2 separate regions of the Homo sapiens genome follow, and region 1 is linked to region 2. The links are chromatin contacts, found by Hi-C or POLR2A ChIA-PET in ENCODE. All regions are on one chromosome and are shown on one strand. Each heading gives the region's core, a stretch centred on a gene start or an enhancer-like site at or near the end of the contact. The rest is flanking DNA. Distances are from core to core; before and after follow the strand shown.

Region 1 (2,700 bases), core at 97-2,596, 50 kb after region 2:
TCTCTTTGTTCCTGTGCTATTCCTTTTACTCCTCTCCTCTGATTCCTCCATACCCACCCATCTTTCATCCAGTAGCCTCCTCCCCATCATCTCCCATTTCTTCTACAGGGGGACTCCCCCAGGTCTGGTAGCCCAAAGCTGCTGCTACAGCCGCCATGGGGGGGTGAATTCCTCATCCCCCAATACAGGTAAGTATTCACTCCTCCCTACCCTCAAATCAAGTAGGCCACATTCACTGTCTACTCCTGCCTTCCCATTCACATGCCTGATATTTCCACAGGCAACCAAGACTCCAAGCAGGGAGAACAGGAAACAAAGAATAGGTGAGGTCTAAACCCCTCCCCTAACAGCCTCCCACCACCATCTGACTCCCTTCCTAACATCATTCTCAGTCACTTCCTACTCTTAAATCTTATTGTATGAACTGGACACCAGCTCCTCCCACAATTCCTTCTACCTTACATCCTGCAAGCCCCTTTCCCCCACAGGTTCAACTCTGGTACTTCCCTTTGGAATACGGATTCTCTGAGAGGTTTTAAATTTGGACATAGCACTAATGGTTCCAGCTTCATACCCATCATGTGTCCTACATTAAAACCTGGCCCGAGACCTTGAAGAGTCTGTAATCTTAATTTCCTCTTTAGTATTCCTATAACCCACTCTCCATCTCCCCACCTACCAGGTCTGCCAGTGAGGAGCAGGCCTTGTCACAGGATGGGTCTGGGGAGAAGCCCATGCACACAGCTCCTCCACAGGCCCCGGCCCCGCCAGCCCAGTCCTGGACAGTGGGTGGGGACATACTCAACGCCAGGTTCATTCGAAACCTGCAGGAACGTCGCAGCACCAGGCCTTGGTGACCGCAGCCCCGTCAAACATCTTCAAAGTATTATTTCTCCCTCACTACAGGAAAGAGCCAAAGCCCAACCCTCATAATAGATGGATACATTCATTCATTCATTCATTCAGCAGGCTTATCAGATTCAAGTCATTTGTATCTTTTAACCAGACCAATAAAAGTATTTATTTTTATCACAAGAGCTGTTGAAAAATTTGACTCATTATTTCAGCCGCCTCACCCCTCACTGTCGTTGCACCCATTCAGCCTTCAGCCCTGTTTTTGCTCAGCTTTTTGCTCAAAGGCCTCAGCTGTGAATACAGCGCTTGGGGGGGCGGGGGAGGCTGTAACTTGCGCAAGCGCACTCAGGCAGTCTCCGAGCCCGCGGGCGCAGGCGCGCTTACAGCCGACAGAGCGCTTCAGCCGCTTCCCTCGAGCCTGCAGTGCGCAAGCGCGGGACATCTCCGTTTCCCTCCCTCAGCCCCTTCCCCCCCTACCCCCCCGCCCCGGCCTCCTTTCCCCTTCACGAAGCCGGCTCTGGGGCGCGCTCACCCCTGTGAGGAGGCCGGAGGTCGGACTCAGGAGGCTCCTTCTCCACTCCCGGAAGATCATGTACCAGCCCAGCCGGGGTGCGGCCCGGCGTCTCGGCCCTTGCCTGCGCGCCTACCAGGCTCGACCCCAGGTGAGCGGAGGAGAAGAGGGAGGGAGGAGAGGGGGCGGGGAGAGACCCTCCTCAAAGCCGGTGCGTGGGGCGGAGCGCGCGCTGGGTTCCGCGCAGGCGCAGAGACACCCGCCGCCCCTTCCCACCTGTGCCCTGCAGCGCGTGGACAGGCTAGGGGTCGCGGGAGCGGGAGGGAGGCGCTGCCGGGCCTGTCGCGCAAGGACGTCGGTCCTCCCAGGTTTGAGGGCGGTCAGGCGGGGTCAAGGCCAGGCAGCGGGGCGCGTCTGCGTTGCGCCCGACTCTCCGCGGTTACCTGTGCCTAGAGGTGATTTGAAGGGCAGGGGCCGAGAGATTCGTAGCCCTGCTGCGGCGCCGTCCCGGAGTTCCCCGGCCCAGACCAGACCCGCGGGGCGCCCTCAGCAGCCCGCCCGTCTTGCACTCGGAGAGCGGTCCTGGCAGGAAGGCCGGCCAGTGTGCACCCGGTTCGGGCCCCTGCGCCCGGGCTGGCAAGATGGCCACGCCCCCAGCAGAGACGGCGCCTCTAGGACACCATCGGGGACCGAGGTACCCGAGCGGTCCGCCCGCCTTCCCTGCAGTGAGACGATCCCCTGGGGGGTTCCTTGGGAGCGGAGGGACTCGGGTGAGGCCTAACTTTGGGTGACCTCCCCTTGCAGTTTCAACGTCGGTAAACCCAGGAGAGTGAAGGCCAGCCTTTAACTGTCTCCTGAGGTTGTGTCTGTCATTAGAGGGGCCCGAAATGATAATAGCTTCCATTTATGTACTGCTTTCTAGGTCGCTACGTTTTGTTTACATTCATTATTTCATATAGGCCTCATAACCCAGTGAGGCTTTATTGTTCTCATTTATAGGACATTTGTAGGAAGCGGAGGCATAGGGAATGAGAATGCCTAAAGTTACATGATAGAATTCAGATTCCTAGCTTCAGCTGGATATTCTTTTTTCTCTGTACATTTGCCTCGCACACTTAATCATGGAGATGTACAGGCCACAGCATTTAATCCACAGTACAATAAAACCTGTTATTCGTTAACTCATCAAGTATGTATTACATGATTCTTGCGATAAGAGAGGTGAAACTGCCCCCAGTGTTGGAATCTTTTTTTTTTTTTTTTTGAAATGGAGTCTTGCTCCGTCACCCAGGCTGAAGTGCATTGGCACCATCTCGGCTCACTGCAATCTCCGT
Region 2 (2,700 bases), core at 61-2,560:
TCTAAAAAAAAAAAACAGGTTTCTTTGAATTTTTTTTTTTTTTTTTTTTGAGATGAAATTTTGCTGTCACCCAGGCTGGAGTGCAATGGCACGATCTCAGCTCACTGCAACCTCCGCCTCCTGGGTTCAAACGATTCTTCTGCCTCAGCCTCCAGAGTAGCTGGGATTACAGGCACCAGTCACCACGCCCGGCTAATTTTTTGTATTTTTAGTAGAGACGGTTTCACCATGTTGGTCAGGTTGCTCTCGAACTCCTGATCTCAGGTGATCCACGCGCCTCGGCCTCCCAAAGTGCTGGGATTACAGGCGTGAGCCACCACGCCTGGCCGAATTTTCATAAATGATTTGAAAGAAAATGAGCTCATTCTTTCTTTTTTTTTCAGACGGAGTCTTGCTCTGTCGCCATCCTGGAATGCAGTAGCGTTATCTCGGCTCACTGCAACCTCTGCCTCCTGGATTCAAGCGATTCCCCTGCCTCAGCCTCCCAAGTAGCTGGGACTACAGGTGCGTGCCACCACTCCCGGCTAATTTTTTTTTTTTTTTGAGACAGAGTCTTGCTCTGTCGCCCAGGCTGGAGTGCAGTGGCGCGATCTCTGCTCGCTGCAAGCTCCACCTCCCGGGTTCATGCCATTCTCCTGCCTCAGTCTCCTCAGTAGCTGGGATTACAGGCACCCGCCACCACACCCACCTAAGTTTTTGTATTTTTAGTAGAGAAGGGGTTTCACCTTGTTAGCCAGGATGGTCTCCATCTCCTGACCTCATGATCTGCCCGCTTCGGCCTCCCAAAGTGCTGGGATTACAGGCGTGAGCCACCGCGCCTGGCAATTTTTGTATTTTTAATAGAGACGGGGTTTCACCATGTTGGCTAGGATGGTCTCCATCTCCTGACCTTGGGATTTGCCCGCCTCGGCCTCCCAGAGTGTTGGGATTACAGGTGTGAGCCACCGCGCTCGGCCGAGCTTATTCTTAAAATACAGTAAAAACTTTAAGCTCTCTTTTAAGGTTCTTGTGGCTTGTTGCAGGAGATAGAAGAAAGGTGAGAAGCAGGCAGTAAATGGAAGCAGAAAGAGACACAAAGTTGTGACCACTAGGTTGTGACATGTTTGGGTTTTTTCACTTGAGCTGTATACTTCTTTGGTATTTCACGCCCTAGCCTGGTCCTTAGATTATGTCTTCTCAGGTCTTCTCCCAGTGCACACAGCAACAACAGACTGACCTGAACACCTCCGCCCACACACACCAAGCCTGGGCAAGGGGAAGGTAAAACTACCCACTTTGGGCCTACATGCAGTGAGGCCTTTCAGATACTGATAAAACATTGTTGCCCCCTCATGTGGCCAATGCTGGAAATACAGCTGAGACACGTATTCCAGGGCAGTGTAGCAGCCTCAGCAACTGGGAATTTGTTAGAAATGCATATCTCGGGATCCATCCTGACCTACTAAATCAGAATTTTGCTGGACCCTACCCCCAATCTGTCTGTTTTTTCTTTTTGTTTTGTTTTTGTTTTTTGAGATGGAGATGGAGTCTGGCTCTGTCACCCAAGCTGAAGTGCAGTGGTGTGATCTCTGCTCACTGCAACCTCCACTTCCCGGGTTCAAGTGATTCTCCTGCTTTAGTCTCCCAAGTAGCTGGGATTACAGGCGCGAGCCACCATGCCTGACTAATTTTTGTATTTTTAGTAGAGATGGGATTTCACCATGTTGGCCAGGCTGGTCACAAACTCCTCACCTCAGGTGATCCATCCGCCTTGGCCTCTCAAAGTGCTGGGATTACAGGCATAAGCCACTGCATCCAACCCAAATTTGTTTTTTTTTTTCTTTCTTTTTTTTTTTTTTTTTTTTGAGACCAAGTTTCGCTCTTGTTACCCAGACTGGAGTGCAATGGTGCGATCTCGGCTCACCACGACCTCCACCTCCCGGGTTCAAGCAATTCTCCTGCCTCGGCCTCCCGAGTAGCTGGGATTACAGGCATGCGCCACCACGCCCGGCTAATTTTTGTATTTTTAGTGGAGACGGGGGTTCTCCATGTTGGTCAGGCTGGTCTCGAACTCCTGACCTCCTGATCTACCCGCCTTGGCCTCCCAAAGTGCTGGGTTTACAGGTATGAGCCACTGCACCCGGCCCCAGATTTGTTTTCTAATAAGCTCTTCAGATGATCCTGATGAATGCTAACAGACTTGAAAACCGCCATTCTCAACCCACATGTTAAAACATGTTAATATCTTCAACTGCCCCATATCTGCCACACACACTCCCCCCAGAGTGATGTATCCTTTCTTTTTTTTTTCAGATGGAGTTTCACTCTTGTTGCCCAGGCTGGAGTGCAGTGGTGCAGTCTGCAACCTCTGCCTCCTGGGTTCAAGCGATTCTCCTGCCTTCCGAGTAGCTGGGATAACAGGCGCCAGTAACCACACCCAGCTAATTTTTGTATTTTTAGTAGAGATGGGGTTTCTTCATGTTGGCCAGGCTGGTCTCGAACTTCTGACCTCAGGTGATCCAACTGCTTCGGCCTCCCAAGGTGCTGGGATTACAGGCGTGAGCCACCACGCCCAGCTTTAATTTCTGGTTTAAGAGTGGAGGCCAGGCGCGGAAATGGGGAAATGGAGTTTCCCTATGTTGCTTAGGGTAGTTTTGAACTCCTGGGTTCAAGTGATCGTCCCATGTGGGCCTCCCAAAGTGCTGGGATTACAGGCGTGAG

Evidence for each region. Hi-C counts contacts between places; a loop is a spot of excess contacts on that map. ChIA-PET counts read pairs that join two places held with the same protein, here RNA polymerase II (POLR2A). Pooled maps may share reads with other maps.
Region 1: a pooled map shows a loop between it and region 2 (7-fold over the local background). The contact joins the promoter of C6orf136 here to the enhancer-like site in region 2. A Hi-C loop is called at or near these places in 4 of 50 pooled maps. POLR2A ChIA-PET finds 5 or more read pairs at or near these places in 13 of 52 experiments (A673, Caco-2, GM10248 and 10 more).

Annotation. Positions count from the first base shown.
Region 1 is chr6:30,645,787-30,648,486 of GRCh38, forward strand. It overlaps C6orf136 (chromosome 6 open reading frame 136), which reads left to right and starts at 1,347. Exons shown (of 6, transcript NM_001161376.2): 1 at 1,347-2,060. The coding sequence starts at 1,446. ATAT1 (alpha tubulin acetyltransferase 1) reads left to right here. Exons shown (of 13, transcript NM_001413067.1): 11 at 109-188; 12 at 281-323; 13 at 683-1,035. The coding sequence ends at 857.
Region 2 is chr6:30,596,186-30,598,885 of GRCh38, forward strand. No RefSeq gene overlaps it. Among named protein-coding and RNA genes, the nearest start is that of MIR877, 13 kb to the left of the region's middle. Within about 2 kb of position 1,311, at least 4 of the 41 ENCODE cell types and tissues checked have a DNase peak (open chromatin) inside an H3K27ac peak, as active enhancers do.